2 separate regions of the Homo sapiens genome follow, and region 2 is linked to region 1. Evidence: chromatin loops called from intact Hi-C (ENCODE). Cell type or tissue: heart right ventricle. All regions are shown on one strand.

Evidence for each region. Peaks named below come from ENCODE experiments on the same cell type or tissue, not always from the same donor. Only the 100,000 strongest peaks of a DNase experiment are listed, where the experiment ranks them.
Region 2: a loop joins it to region 1, with 1.8 times the contacts of the local background. A loop is called at or near these places in 1 of 110 quality-filtered maps.

The regions. Positions count from the first base shown.
Region 1 is chr14:51,880,916-51,888,915 of GRCh38, forward strand. All of the region lies in intron 2 of GNG2 (G protein subunit gamma 2), which reads left to right. Among named protein-coding and RNA genes, the nearest start is that of GNG2, 24 kb to the left of the region's middle. RefSeq lists a silencer at 3,533-3,632 and an enhancer at 3,883-3,952. In heart right ventricle, no CTCF peak of the experiment used is centred here; no DNase peak of the experiment used is centred here; H3K4me3 peaks cover 1,285 bases; H3K27ac peaks cover 1,816 bases.
Region 2 is chr14:51,950,046-51,958,045 of GRCh38, forward strand. GNG2 (G protein subunit gamma 2) reads left to right here. Exons shown (of 4, transcript NM_053064.5): 3 at 605-720. The coding sequence starts at 634. Among named protein-coding and RNA genes, the nearest start is that of RTRAF, 36 kb to the right of the region's middle. In heart right ventricle, no CTCF peak of the experiment used is centred here; no DNase peak of the experiment used is centred here; H3K27ac peaks cover 570 bases.

The sequences.
Region 1 (8,000 bases):
GTAGCCATATATGCATGTTTGTTCAGACCAGCTTAAAAAGACAAAAAAAAAGAAAAAAAAAAAAAAAAAAAAACCCTGAGATTCAGAACTGAGAAGCAGCAGCCACGTTTATAGTCACAAGCCCTAGCTGCCCTTTCAGTTCTCCTGTGTTACCAGCAGGCTCCTGCACTTTGCCTCTGATGATGGAAGCTTTAATAACTTTGTTACTGAGGTGACCACAGGACCTCGCTGAATCTTTTTCAGCAGTCAGCCTGCATGGAAGTTATAAAATCCAAGTTTGCCAATGCAGCACAGAGCTCTCTTAGCTTTAATCTTGCCTTTCATAGAGCAAAATCGAACTTTTCCCCCCTAAGAGACAGCACAGACTGTTCAAGAAGAGGTAAATATTAGGAAGACTATCTGGAATGCCCAGTGGGAGGGGATTGGAGTGGATCATGTCTTGGAGTCTCATTTGGTTCTAAGAACATGGCGCTTCCTGACTCCCAGCGGTGGAGCATGAGCCACTTACCCCCATGTAAAGTTGCTACATCTGGGTAAAGACGCTTGCTGGGCCTTTCCCCACTACTTCTGCAGTACTCTGCCAGCATCATCCGTAGCAAAACCACACTGAGAAATCAGGGAAGCTGAAGGTCCTGGGGCCTCATCCCTTACATTTCTGTGGCTTTTATTTTGAGAATTTTATTCTCTAAATCATTAGGACTAAGCAAAGAGAGCTGTAATTGTACTTGAAAGAACAATAAATTAGCTTCCCTAGAATAGGCATTTGACTTTTAGGAGCTGGAAGACTTTTTTTTTTTTTTTTTTTTTTTAACGTATTTAATAGTTTCCTGTCTTCCAAAATTTCCTACTTGGTAGATCCAAAGCATTCTATTTCAATTCTTTTTTTTTTCTTTCCAAAAAAGATTCAGCACTATCAGTCATTGAAGTAGAATCTGGCTTTCTGACAAGGATGGGGCCTGGACAGAATTGTGAATTATTTTGATTTTTTCCTCAATCTCTTTTTGGGTTTCTTCCTTCCAGGACTTTCAATCCTGGTTTCATTTTGCTAAGACTCGCCTCATTTCAGCTTCAAATCTTTACCAATTTTTGTGAATCAACAAGTTGCAGAAGAAATGAAAACACATCAAGTTCTTATGCTGTAATTTAAACTTAGGTTCTTTTATTCTTTTTCAAAGAGAAATTAGAGAGTAAATGTAAATAAGGATCAAAATAACTACTTATCTGGGTACAGGGTTTCCTTCCGGGGTGATGGAATATCTTGGAACTAGTTAGCAGTGATAGCTGCACAACACCGTGAATGTACTAAATACCATTGAATTGTACACTTTACAATGGCTGATGGTTAATTTTATATGTGAATTTTACCTCAATTTAAAACAAAATGCCGATTGAACTTCAAGAGGAAAAAAGAAAAGGACTGTTTCCTCCTACCTTCAAATTCTGGAAAAAGTGTGAATCCGTTTTAATACACTCATGTTAAATTTCTACACCAAAATTGTTATAAAATTGTTCTATTCTGTTCCATTACTGGGAACAGATATTTGGATGTCATAGTGTCTGCAAGGTAGAATTAATTAGGAAACCCTTGAAGGGTAAAAGGGGAACATCTCTGAGAGTTAAGATACTAGTTGTTTATTCTTAAGATGTGTAGTTTTTGTTACTACGTTGTAGACTGGCCTGTACTTTGCAGAGCTGGTCACAGTAAAAATTTGTTTTTAAGTTTAAAAATTTAAAATACTGGACTTTCTTCCACCTATCGTGGGACAGAATTTGCATCAGCTAGGTTGGAAAGTTTTTTAATAGCCTATAGTAGCAGACTGCAATTGGTAGTGATAAAATGGAGAGTCCATTTGGGAGGCCGAGGCAGGCGGATCACGAGGTCAGGAGATCGGGACCATCCTGGCTAACACGGTGAAACCCAGTCTTTACTAAAAATACAAAAAAATTAGCTGGACATGGTGGCACATGCCTGTAGTCCCAGCTACTTGGGAGGCTGAGGCAGGAGAATGGCTTGAACCCAGGAGGCGGAGCTTGCAGTGAGCAGAGATCGTGCCACTGCACTCCAGCCTGGGTGACAGAGCGAGACTCCATCTCAAAAAAAAAAAAAGAAAAAAAAAAAGAAAAAAAAGAACAGTCCAGAAGTAATAACTTTAATGAAATGAGAGCAAGGTAACAAATTTCATATATATAAATACTTTTTATTAACAGTCTCCTTAAGACATCCCCAAGCACCATTACCTGACGGGGATTTGTTTCAAGGCATGACTGCATAGGGGTTTGCAGGTAATCCTTGGCTTAACTATGAAACTTTAGGACTTTAAATTTCTTCTAGGTTTAGAGACAACCATTTTAACCTTTCTGCAGAGATGTAACTAGGCAACCAGTATAGCACTTAACCAGTGCATAGCATTCAAACTTCCTAGCCATTTACATCATTTTTAAAAAATACTATTTAAATATCTCTGTTAGCTTTGGCATATGCTGCCATGTAACCTTTAATTTCTTAGAAAATATCATGCAAACCCGCAGCTGTAAAATGGTATGCTTCCTAGAAGCCCAGCATCCTCCAATGTTAATAAGGAAGTCAGCTTATAAGAAGAGCAGTAACAGCGTTGAGAGGTAGCCACATGTACTGTGTTTAAAATTGAGAATTTAAAAAGGAGGTTTCATGTTTGGTGTGTGAATTTATGAGTTTAAAATCATATCCTTGGCAGATGGTAATGAGCATTTCTTACAATATGATTCATGGAAAAATATACATTCGTAGAGATGAAAACTAGATTTTATTTTAGCTGATTAGGTGGTAACTAGGGATATCTAGTTTGATCAATAAGCACAAACTTATTGAAAGCTTTTTATGTACCAGACACTATATCAGTTATATACTATAACTGCTATATACTGTATACTATAACTAGCATACACTATATACTGTGTACTATAACTGGTATATGATCCTTTTTTGTGACAATTATGATTTTAGTTAGGTTTTTTTAATCATGAAAGAAATTCATGCAGAAAAAAACAATATATGTGAAATATTTAAAAATTCAAGTAGTAGGGACAGGCATAAATGAAAAATAAAAGCGTTTTTTTCCCACCAACTTGTAGCCTCAGTGCCTAGAGGTAACCACTGTGGAGAGTTTCTTGTGTCTCTTCCAGAGATTTTTTCATCTCCTGGTTAATCTGTATCAAAAAGGTGAATATAAGTGCCATTGAACCATCTGTTCATAAGCTTTTCTTCTGAGCTAAGTTTTACATTTTGAGACACTATTATGCTTATTTTTAAAATGTGCCTTTTAAAACTGAAAGAAAAAAAATGTCAGAACCAAAGTGATGCTAGCAGAGAGGGCTGGTGGTAGTGAGAACTACAGCTGAAGGATGTTAATGTGTAGTTTTAGCCTCTGTTAACATTTATATGCGGAACTTAAGTAATAAACCTTAATGTAGTTCTTTTATGATTTTCAAAGTCATCTGGGGTATATTATCTCCCTTTATCCTTTAGATGACCCTGCAACGCAGGAACTGTTTATTTTACAAAGGAGGAAGCTGTGGTTCCCAGAGGTTAAGTAATGTGCTTAGGGTCACACAGCTGAAAAGTGACAGAATCAAGTCTTTTCCAATTAGTCTTGAGCCAGACCACATGGTAACTGTGAGGAAGAGAGAGGCACAGTTACACCTCTGTGGCTCCTGCAGTAAAGGCTATGAAGTGAAGGAGACGGGTGCAGACCGAAGATCTGGGCAGTTGTTTTGATTCTGCCCCTTGGACAAGTTATTTAAGGCAGTAGAAACAAGTTAAGGTGGCTGCCTCTGTCCTCCTAGTCTCCTCAGTGGCTATTCTGTTCCGATTTTCTTAGGTTGTTTAGGTAATACTGACCACAGGGGAGGAGACTTGACCCATGCTGAGGAAGCCTCAGTATTTCATCACCAGACCACGATAGTTGGTTCAGAGGGTGGGCCTGCCATCAGCAGGGGCCAGTAGGTTCTTCCTCTGGAATTTTCCAACTCGAGTTGAGAGGAGAGGTCTCATCCTTTCTGGTCCCAAGGCAGTAAGAATCATGGAAAGCTGTGTTTCAGTCTGTGGACAGAATCAGGTCCAATGCACAGAGGGGAGGCGGAGAGAGTCAGAGAGAGAAGGGAAAGAAGGAGAGAGCCCAGTCATAATTGGAGTCCATGAATCCAGTCCATGTGAGCCAATACATTCCCATGTTTTGCCCAAGCTAATTCAAGTTGTGACTAAAAGAGTTTTGACTTATACCTCCAGGCCTTAGTTTCCCCATCTGTAAAATGGAGGTTATAATATTCACCCTGACTATATCTGAACTATGTAAATATCAATTGAGATAATGAATAGGAATATACTGTATAAATTGTAAAATATGACACAAATGTAGGATGGTATTCACTGATATGTCACACTGAGTTAGGAAAAGTTGAAAGAGTGAAATTACCACTTATTTGGAAAATAAGTGAGTGCTTTCTAAGAGCCATCTGATGTTATACAGAATTAAATGAAAGCTGCCAGGGTCCTCCAGATTTTCTTTTGAGACCTTCTTTCAAATACTCTTTTAAGTTCTAATCAATACCCATAATGAATACAAGGATAGAGCTTTTACCTTGCTGGCCTAGATTTATTCAGTGGGTTTCTGTTTTCTATCCCCTGCCGTATTCTATAACACACACACACACACACACCCCCGCCCCCAAACAAAAAAACAAAATGTCATTATTAATATTTCAACATTTTAGCCTTTTTACTTAAAAGACCTTTACAGATTCATGTTAAATATTAATAACATTTTGGCTTCATTAAAGAAAAATCATCAAGGAAAATAAATCTTAAAGCAGCTATTTTAGATACACTTCATGGGAATGATATAGTTGAGGTGATTCTGGAGATAGGAAGTATTTGTTTTGGGCTCAGATAGGATCAAGATCCATCTTTTCCTTAATGGACTTATGTCTTTGCTATAAGCTCTAAGTAATCAAAATCTACTTGGGATTATAATTTATTCATGACAGAAAAAGCATCACTTCACTTTTATAGCATTTTTCACTATATATGATAATACCTCTCAATGAGGAAAAACAGATGGTACCTCTCTGAAAGCTTAGATTTGCCATTTAGGCAGTTTTTATTGTAGCAAGCATCTCTTTCTTTATATTTTATAATTACAACCAAAAAATGGCTTAAAGCTTCAATCGAAGTGGAATACCATATGCAAAAAAGGTTGATGTCACCATGGAAATATAATTTATAAGCATGAAGAAGCATGACATATCAACCTGAAAATGTTTTGCTTTCCTCACATTTTAAAATCTGTGTAATGTATCTACCACATTCACTGTTCTCATAAGTTCTGTGACTATGCCTTCACCTTACACAATTGCCAGTGAGCACTGGTGTGAGGCTGAATGGATGCTGTCTGACCACTCTACTCCTCATCTAGCCATTGTTAATCTTTGCCTGGGCTTGTTATTAATCCCATGAATGTCAGTGTTTTCATATAAACTGAGAACTTTGAATAAGTTCATATTCTGAATAGGGCATACTCAGCCCTCAGAAAATGCCAGCTGTATTGGAAACAATTGGCATCCTCAAACTGGTTAATTTCAAGAGTACTTAGTAAAAAGAATATTTCCAAGGATAAGGGCAGAGTATAGGAAAACTGCAAGGGAGAATGCAGTTTTCCAGGGCTCCTATATTATCCTTTGGCCTGAGGTATGAGGACAGTGGGGAGAGGACCTCCTTAGTGGAGCTGTGGCCTCCAGGAAAGGGATATAGCCAGATTATAATGATCCTGCAGGCAGAGACCCCAGGAAACAAATAACCTGAACTGATTCTTCCACTTATTCTGATCGCCTGCTCATGCTCCTCATTGGCCAAACCCAACTGGGAGGCAAAGAGCAAGGAAGTCTGCCACTGAGTTCATGCGGTTTAGTTTCCTGGGGTATAAGCCAGGTGGAATAGGATGGAGAATGGATTTGGAGAGGCAAATGGAAGATATACAGCACAGTTAACCTTCATCACGGAAGTCTTGCATGAAGGAATGGCAGTATTTCCAAAAAGCGTAGATAACTTACAAAAACTTGTTTAAACCAGCTTTCACATTTTTATTAATTTTACTTAGTCAAGGTTATAGCCCATGTTCAAATGGACCCAGATACAATGGTAGTATTTGGACAGAGTTCAGTTGTTTGTGTGGTGAAAGATGATCTGGAGGAGCTACACAGAGAGAGAAAACCACCCTATGCTTTCCTTATTCAGAGACAGGATGTCAACCTCAACTTACGGTTCAAGTTTGCTACAAAAACTAGCTGGACCCCTCAGAGCAGCTTTAGATAGCCACCTTCTTGGGCCTCCCGACATCAAAGGAAATGACTATTATCCCAAAGAAATGTAATACCTGGCTAGTGGGTTGAGTGGCCAATTTTTGGTGTTTTTGCAGCTTACTTTGAATCTCAAGTGAATTATTTTCATTTCTTTGACCCAGGGACCAGGATTACTTGCCTTGATCTAATCTAGATTAACCACTCTGATCCACTGAAAATGAATAAATCCACTGAATCAGATAAATTGGTTGGGGAGGTATTTGTGGCAGCACAAAATGATGGACAAAACAAATGTGGAATGCTATCCTAAAGCATCAACCTCTTCTGTGGATGGGAAAATTCCCTGACTTGGGAAGTTCTGGGACGGGTTGGGTCTATAATAGGAGCAGTGAGAGGCAGTGTGGTGTAGAGAAAAGAGCTGGGGCTGTGGGGTTAAAATGAACTGAAGTTAGCGTAATACTGACTGTGACCACCTTGGCAAATTACTGAACTTTCTCAACCTTAAGTCTCCTAGTATGAAAAATGAGAATAACTTTACTTGCTATAAAATTAATTGAAATTATATATGCAAAATGAAGGCAGTGTTTTCCACACAGTAGTCATGCAAATACCTTTTTAGGATGTATACACGTGTTGAAAACAACCATATGGAAGTATAATTGAGATTTTAAAAAGCTGCACATATTTGATGTATGTAATTTGATGAGTATGCCTATGCTCCTTTAAAAAATTATTTCTTAGCAGCTTTATTTAGGTATAGTTGATATACAATAAATAACACATATTCAAAGTGTATGATTTGATGAATTTTGACTGCATACACCCATGAAACCATCATCACCAACAAGATAATGAACGTATTCATTCAAAAGTTTCCTCATGCTCCATGATCATCTCTCCCTTCTATCTCCATCTCAATGTAATTACATTGAGATACATCCATGCTGTATGCATCAACTATTTATTCTTTTTATTCTTGGGTAGTATTCTATTGTATTGGTATACCACAATATGTTTATCTGCTTACCTATAGTAGCAATTACTCAATTATCGTTTTGTTTGTTTGTTTTTGTTGTTGTTGTTGTTTTGAGACAAGGACTTCCTTTGTCACCCAGGCTGGAGTACAGTGACATGATCATAGCTCACTGCAGCCTTGACCTCCTGGGCTTGAGCGATCCTCCCACCTCAGCCTCCCCAGTAGCTAGGACCACAGGTGCACACCACCACGCCTGGCTAATTTTTAAATGTTTTTGAAGAGATAGGGTCTCGTTATGTTACCTGGGCTGGTCTTGAATACCTGGGCTCAAGTAATCTTCCTACCTCAGCCTCAATTTTTTAAAATTCCATTTTCTTTCTTCTTTCCTCATTAATAGTGTAAGAGAAATTTTTAGAATTCCATGTTACCACAGCTGACGTCTCCATTAACATCCTCCAGGAGTAGTGCAGTTTACAAGAATTGGGTATAAATGCAGATATAATAGTAATTGTGTTTGTTAATCCCTGGTTTAGGTTGAGTACGCAGCTGGAATCTGGTTCTTTCTGCTTCCTAGGCTTGCTTTTGTTTCTTATCATAAACAAGCAACCTGGAGGAAACAACATAAATGTGGTGTATCTATACAATGGATTATTCAGCCATGAAAAGGAACAAGGTACTGATACATGCTACA
Region 2 (8,000 bases), 69 kb after region 1:
TCTACTCTCAAAATGTTTATGTTCCAGATTTATAAAAGAAATCAGTTAATAAGTTTGTTGTACTTCATTTAGAATAACACTGGTGAACTAATTGTCATATTTAGAGATTAGGCATGGCAATCCCTCCCATTTGGCATGATAGATGTGTCCCTGAGGAATTATGAGTAAAGTAGATCGTTGTGACTCAAACTTTAATTTCAAATAGAGTGGGGAGGAATGGCTATTTACAGCAATGCTGGATTAAGTGACACTGAAAAGCCAAGCCTCCCACTATAGTGTCTCTGTAGTATAATACGCTGAGGTGGTCACAGTTAACCAGAAGGATGGGGTTTGAGCCCACTGGGAGAACATTTGGTAATATTCTTTGTGTGTGTGTTTTTTTTCTCTCTAAAGAAGGGATGGGGAAGTAGGGAGAATTGGAAAATCAAACCTCATCCTCTGCTCTGCCTGCCAGTCAGAGGTAATACCGACCAAGGATGGAGAGGGCTGGAGAAGCCAGGCCTGGCTACAGCCACTGCTTTGAGATCCCCTAGTTACGATGAACTTGCACATTTGCTGGCTCATGAATTCTCTGGTACAATCTTCTTTTTGTTTTCTTTTCTAGTGTTTCTGAAAGATCTATCCAGCACTCCGATGGCCAGCAACAACACCGCCAGCATAGCACAAGCCAGGAAGCTGGTAGAGCAGCTTAAGATGGAAGCCAATATCGACAGGATAAAGGTGAGGATGGTCTAACCCCACACTTCATCTAGCGTGAGTCTAAGGCGCATGTCATGTGACCACTCTTTCCTAGAGAGGGATAAAACCAGTAATGACAGGAGAGCATCTTAAAGATTAGGCAGAAGTTCATTTCTAACGTGTCTTTCCCTTCTCCAGCATAAAATAATAGAATGAATTAGATCCTCTTTCCCATGTAGAATTAAAACCTAACAACACAACACAAAAAAAAAAGCAAAACAGGCTCATGGTTAAATTCCAGTGAGAGAAATTAGAGAACACATAAAATATATCAGCGCACTAGTTCCCCTCCCTGTCCTCATGGAAACGTTTTTCTTATTTGGTTTTTAATTTTTTCTGTCCTGGTTCAGGTTCTAAGGCTAAATGTCCGTATTTTGGGTCTAACACTTCTAGTTATCCTTGCACGTTATAAGTTTTTTCTTCTTTATACTTTATTGAATTTTTTTCCTGCAAACACAAAAGTCACACCTTGCCTCCCTAAGAAGTCAAACAACAAAGAGGTTTAATGAAAGTTCATAGTCTATGTGTTTCTTTTTTTCCTCTCCCTCCCCAGACCTAACCTGACAGCTTTGCTGTAAGCTGGGGCTAATTCATCTGGAACCAAGACTTTAAATTCAAACCCTTCGTTGGTAGTTTTCAGATGAAAACCTTGGCCAATATGCTGTCGTTATTAATAGATAGCTATGGCACGGTGGCAAAGTAAATTTCTGTTAACCATCAAAACTTTACTGCCCCAGAAGTAAAATGCCTTACCCAAGAATTCTATGAAATGCAGCTCAGACACATATCTCATTGTACTAAGCTAAAACTACAACCTTCTTCCAAATGCCCTTTTAAAACTAGAATATTTTTCCTATTTTCTCCATACCTAATTCAGCACCTGGGCAATCCAGCTGTCCTTTGGAGTCTGACAGGGTCAATAAAATTTGGCTCATGGGCCAAAGCCAGCCCACTGCCTATGTTTATAAAGAAAGTTTTATTAGAACACACTCATTTACATATTGTCTATGGCTGCTTTCACTCTAAAACAGCAGAGTAGGGTGGTTGTAACAGAGACCATATGGCCCACAAAGCTAAAATATTTATTCTCTGGTGTTTCACAGGAAGTTCACTGACCCCTGGTCTACAGCGATGGTTCTCAGCTCATCTGTGCGTTCCCAACACCCAGAGAGCTCTATAAAAGGACCAATTACCGAACCACACCCAAACCAATTAAATTAGAATCTCCTGGGGTATGATTCAGGCATCAGTATTTTTTAAAAAGAATTTTTCAGTTCATTCCGATGTATAGCCAAGGTTGAGAACCACTGTCCTATGGGAAGGAGTTTACTTCTGCTAAGTCTCATCAGGTATGTGCTAGAGAGTGAAGAGAGAGCTCTTCTTTCTCTACAAGTAAGATGAGCAAATACCCATGGACATTTTCCCATTATCCTAAATCTCCTTTGTAAAATTTGATGCCTAGTAATGGACCACAGGATTTAATCAGCTCCTGCTCTTCTTTCAACAGCCTTAATTCTTCTTCTTTCTTCATGACTGAGATCACTAAAGCGACCTTACCGTGCTCCTTTGCCATCTTCCTCTTCTCCTCTTTTCTTGCTTCTTCTTTTTCACTCTCTTGCTGAAAAAGCACAAAGCAACAGGTGGGCACAATACCTGCTGAGAGAAGTAAGGTGGCCCATGGATTGTCAAATCAGAAAGGGTCATTCAGTTCTTTTTGAGGGAGAGGAGGTTCTGCCCATGGGCCTTCTGGAAAATACCACTTTGACTTTTGAGGTGGTCCAACTATGATAAAAGTCTGTGAAGCTTTACTGTGGTTGATGTTTTCTGTTAATATTCAGCATCCCCAGTTACTGTTCCTGAAGGAGGATATGATGTGCTCATGGGTGATGAAAACTGACAGCAGAAGAAAGATAATAGAAATAGAGCTTTTCAGAAATAGTTTAGACTTTTATCATCCCTCACCTGAATTACTGACTGCAAGGGGCTCCTATTTGCTGTCTGCAATTCCATCTCAATACATCTCCATCCCGCCATCAATTACCTTCCATATTCCTTCCAAATATAATGTTCTAAAAGAAAATCTAATTACATTCCTCTTTATTGAAAATCAGCTCATGATTCCCCATCACCAGTAAAATAAAATTCAGGCCCTTTAGCAGTGTATACAAAGTTCCTGTGACCCCTGTCATCTCTTCAGCTTCATTCCTGCTCTCTTTTCTGCATGCCATATAGAACAACTTTTAATTCTTTTGATGGGAATTTCAAATGCCTAGAACATCCAGTCTCCTTTGCCCCTCTACCTTGCTGCTTTACTTACCTTACTTTACTTAACACTTGACTGCATTGACTCATTAAAGATTCAGATCAAATTATTAGGTCCTTTAAAAAGTTTTCCTAGACCCGCATCATAAGGTTGGATTTTTGCTGTTTGTTCAGTTGTTCATTCATTTACTTATATAATAAATACTTTACTGAGAGCTTTCTAAATTGCAAGGGCTTGTTAGGTTCTAAAGAGATGGAGATAGACAAAAACATGATTCTTGCTCTCAAAAATCCCTGACCTAGTTGAAGACTACAAAAAAATTGAACAAGGCCTATTATTGACGCAAACAAGATATCCAAGAAGCATAGTTACCAAATGTGATCAGAAAGAAGCCAATACCACACTCTGATTGCCCTTTGAAGAGACACAAATAAATCAATACTAAAAAAGAAGCAAAGCATGAACCTGATAAACTGGGTGTGAGTAGTTGCCTTCCTAGGTGATCTTCACATTCAAATCTCTGAATCCCACTTGATGTCATTGGACCTTACATTGTTAGAAATACAGCAGCATCCTGTATTTCAGCATTTGTTCTGTACCTCAGAGCCAGGCAGGCTTGCTGTGGTGAAGTGACAGATTATTTTTAGTTGAGCAGTTGGATAAAGTGTTGACTGTGTTGACACGGTTGTCAGCTAGCTGGTTTAGGGCTTGGTTATCTGCCTTTAGAAGTCTTTTCAAGGCTTTTGAGCATTCAGGCTTCCCCACCTACTTTCCATACATGATCCTTCAGCAGGAAGGGGCTTCTCTCTGAAGATCCCAGGCTTGTGATTTTCCAGTGAGAGTAGTGACCTCTTCAAGCTATAAAGGATAGAAATGGCTTTATATACGTCTGGCAGAACCTACTGCAACTGAGGTGGCAAAGAATAGGACTCTTAAGAGGAGGATTTGGGGACACAGCTGGAATTGAAGTTGTTGAGGGTCCCTTAAGCAGGCGGTGGCCTTATCCCTCATGTGACCCCCAGAATAAATTATGCTGCATAGAGTAGCCCTACTCTATGAATAACATAGTTACATGAATAGCATGTTTGTTTTTTAAGCCTTCTTGTTTTCTATCCCTTTACATCACAGACCCTGGGAGATTTGGGCTAAGTGAACCAATTATCTGTTCATAAGCCTCGGGCATATATAAATTATACTCTCAGCCTCTTTGTATTTCTTTGTTAGGATTTCATTCAAGGACAGAGGGTAAAGAGAAATAAAAGGAAATTGGGAAGAGAGTTAGGGGAAGGGGGAGAGAGGGGCTGTGGACTGTGACACCTGGATGAATGAAACAGCAATAGACTCACACTAACACTGACCAAAGACAAAATGAAAGAAACCTTGTCCTTAGAGCACAAGAGGAGGGAACATGCACAAAAGTAAAGGACAGCAGGGCTTCAGTAAATCTGTTTATTCATCATTGTATTAGGACTCTTTGAGTTTCTAATAATAGGAATCTCAACCAAGCTAGCTGAAGCAGAAAGAGGTACTGATTATAAAAGATACAGGATGTCTCAATCCAAGAGCAGAAATGTGGCTAGATAGGCAGTGGAAGTGAGAACTGGAAGGCCATTGAGAACTGCGAGTGCTCCGTCACCTGTCTCTGCTCCTCTCTCTGTGTCTGCCTCTTCCTTTTCCTGGGAAGAAGGGATTTTTAGCTGCCAGGTCCATATAGCAGGCACAAGATGGCTGCCCATGGTTCCCAGGATCACAACTCATAGTTCCAGCTCCATGAAAAAAGAGATGGCTTGATTCAATCCTTTTCAGTCTCCATAGCACGTAGTCCTAGAGTGCCATCTCTGTTCCAGCAAGAATGAGCCCTCTCCAGCTTCAATCAACTGACATTCAAATTGAACTCCATTATACAGACATAGCCCCTAGGAATTAACCTGCCCATGTAGAGGAATGGGAATGGGAATGGGAATCATTGTAAGCTGGAAAGATGCTCTTTGGCAGGAGATGCTATTAATATTATGAAAAATAATGTAAATTTAAGAGTAAAAGATATAAGATGCAAGGCAAGAGCATGGGTAAAATGATTGCTTCTTAACTAATTGGCTGCTCCATAAATTGACCCCACAGAAAAATGTCTCATTTCTCCCATATACTCCCAACAGACCTTTCCAAGTGATTCCTTTTATCGTTCTAAAAGTGTGCTATGCAAAGTGTCACCTCTCTGGTTATTCTGGGTTTCTGACTGAGAATACCCTTCCCTCTTATTTCTTTGCCTCTCCCAATCTTATTCCTCCTTTAGGGGTCAGCTCAAGTTCCTACTTGTTCATGAATCTCTTTTTCTATTCTGACCATATTTACTAATCAATTTACTAATTAGTTTCATCTTCATCAAATAAATTTTTCCACCTAGACTACATAGTCCTTTTCAAAGACCATGTTGTCTACTTGTTTGCATCTTTCATGGTACTGGGGTACACAAGCATTTTGTAAAAGCTTTTTTCAGTAGACAGCTTTAAATTTGTGTATTAAGAGTGTCATATAACAAAACATTACTATATTCCCCATGACATTCCCAGTTACATTTATGGACTTGGAGATTCCAAGCATGAATGTAACTGGACAAATAAAGCTGTGGTAATGGGGAAGTCAAATTAAATATTTTTTAAAAGGATGGAATTAGTCATTTTAAAGAAAGATAAATTGTTTCATATCATTGTATGATCATAAATATCTAGCATTTATAGTGTGCCTTCTGTTTAAAACACTTTAACATATAAAAAGAACAGACTGACTTTCACAACGAGGACAAATATGTATAAATTAGTGAGCCAAATATGGACATTTCTAATGATTAAGTCATCTTTATGATGATTATGATAATAGATTGAAATTGAACTTCATGGAACCCTGTAGTGAGAAATGGTCCAGTTAGACGCCATCCTTGGAACTAGAGAGAGGACATATATTCTAGGTTTAGGACATTTTAAGTATTTTTCCAGCATTTGAGCTGAGAGTATCCCTTCCCTAAAATGCTTGTGTTCAATTTTATTAGGAAAAATGGAATACAATCCTCCTTCTAGGCCAATTCCAACCTCACCCTATATATCTCTTTATCCAACTCTTCATTTATATCCTTTAAAATATCCTTTGCAATAAGTTGGAAATAGCAAGTAAACTGTTTTCTTGGGTTCTGTGAGCTACTCTAGCAAATTATCCAACCTGAAGAGGTAGTCATGGGAACCTCTGATTTGTAGCCAAGTTGGACAGAACTTGTGAGTAACCTGGGGGCCTACTGCTTGCTATTGGCATTTGAAATGGGGCAGGGGCAGCCTTGTGAGACTAAGCTCTTACCTGTGGGATCTGTTTCTGTCTCCACATAGATAGTATCAGAATTGAATTAAATTGTAGGACACACAGGTGGGCCAGAGAATTGCTTGGTGTGGGAAAACCTACACATCTGGTATCATAAAAGAAGTATGTAGAGTGGTGTGAGTATAGATTAGGAGGAAACAGTTGGATTGTTTTTCTATACACACTTCCCATCTCAAGCCTCCATCCAGTATAATCTTTGAAATCCTTTCAAAACACAAATTAAAGTTAAGTCAACCTTAGATGGCTCCATTAATGCGGGCAACCCAACTAAAGCCATGATTTTATGACTGATACCCTTAATACACAGGCAATTTCCCGTGTGTATAGGCAATGACAGCCTGTGCTTATTTTTTGCCTGATGGCTTGCAAGCATTTTGCAACATCGATTTTAAGATGTGTCTCAATTTCAGATGTAATGAAGATGGATTATATCTCTACCTTCTGTTTAAATTTGGGGATCTGGTTTTTATCCTTACTGACAACTGCTTCATCTTGGCATTGTCAAGCAGTCTTTCTAGAGTAATTCTCCTGTTTTTTTGGAGCCTAGACTCACAGTCCGGTAGCCTTCATTGAAGCTGTCTAGAGTACCACCTGCCCCACCCCGCCACCCCCACAACTCCTTACTTCCCGGTTCTCAGTCCCGGTCTGGTTTGGTGAGGATGCTGGATAGTAGGATTTCAGCAATTGCTAATCTGGGGAGATCCTTGCTGTGATCAAAAGTGAAGTCCTTCACTTGTGCAGTAGATCCCACCTCTCTAACCAAGAAACCTCCTCCAGCAGTTTATTCTTCCACCTTCTGTCTATCCTGCATCATCAGTTTTTGATTCTCTACATCATTTCCATTATCATACAAACATGGTGTTATTTCTCCATCTTAAATAAAATTTGATTTTTTTCTCAATCCCTCCACTTCCCCTTCTAGCAACGGCCTCAATTGTTTACATTTTTTGCAGTATGACTTTGAAAAAAGTATCTATATCCACCATCTCTAATTTCTCTTTTCCTTTTCTTTTGCAAAGTCATTTTTATTCTGGAAATAATCTCAAAGTTACAGAAGAGTTGCATGTGTGGTGCAAACAATTTTGTTTTCTCCTGAGCCAGTTGAGAATAAGTTGTCAAAAGATGTCCTGTCACCTCTGAATACTGTAATGTGTGTTTTCTACAAGTAAGGACATTCTTCTACATACTCATAATACAATCATCAGAATCAGGAAATTAACACTGACCCATTACTACCTTCTAACCCTGAGATCCCATTTAAGTATGCAAATCATCCCAGTAATGTCCCTTTTAGCGAGAGGACCAAGTTCAGAATCATTTATTGCATTGAGTTGTCCTGTCTGGCACAGTTCTTTAGACTTCCGTGACCTTCATGACCTTGACACTTTTGGAGATTATAGGCCATTTATTTTTTAGAATGTCACTCAGTTTGGGTTTTTCAGATAATTATAATTAAATTCAGGTAACAAAACTTTGGCATTAATATCATAGAACTAATGGAGTATTCATTTCATTGTATTCTATTGGTGGGACATTATCTCAAATTGTTACTGACTGGTAATGTTAAGTTTCACTACCTGACTAATGTGTTTTCCAGATTTCTCCACACAAACCTATTTGTTTTCTTTTTGAA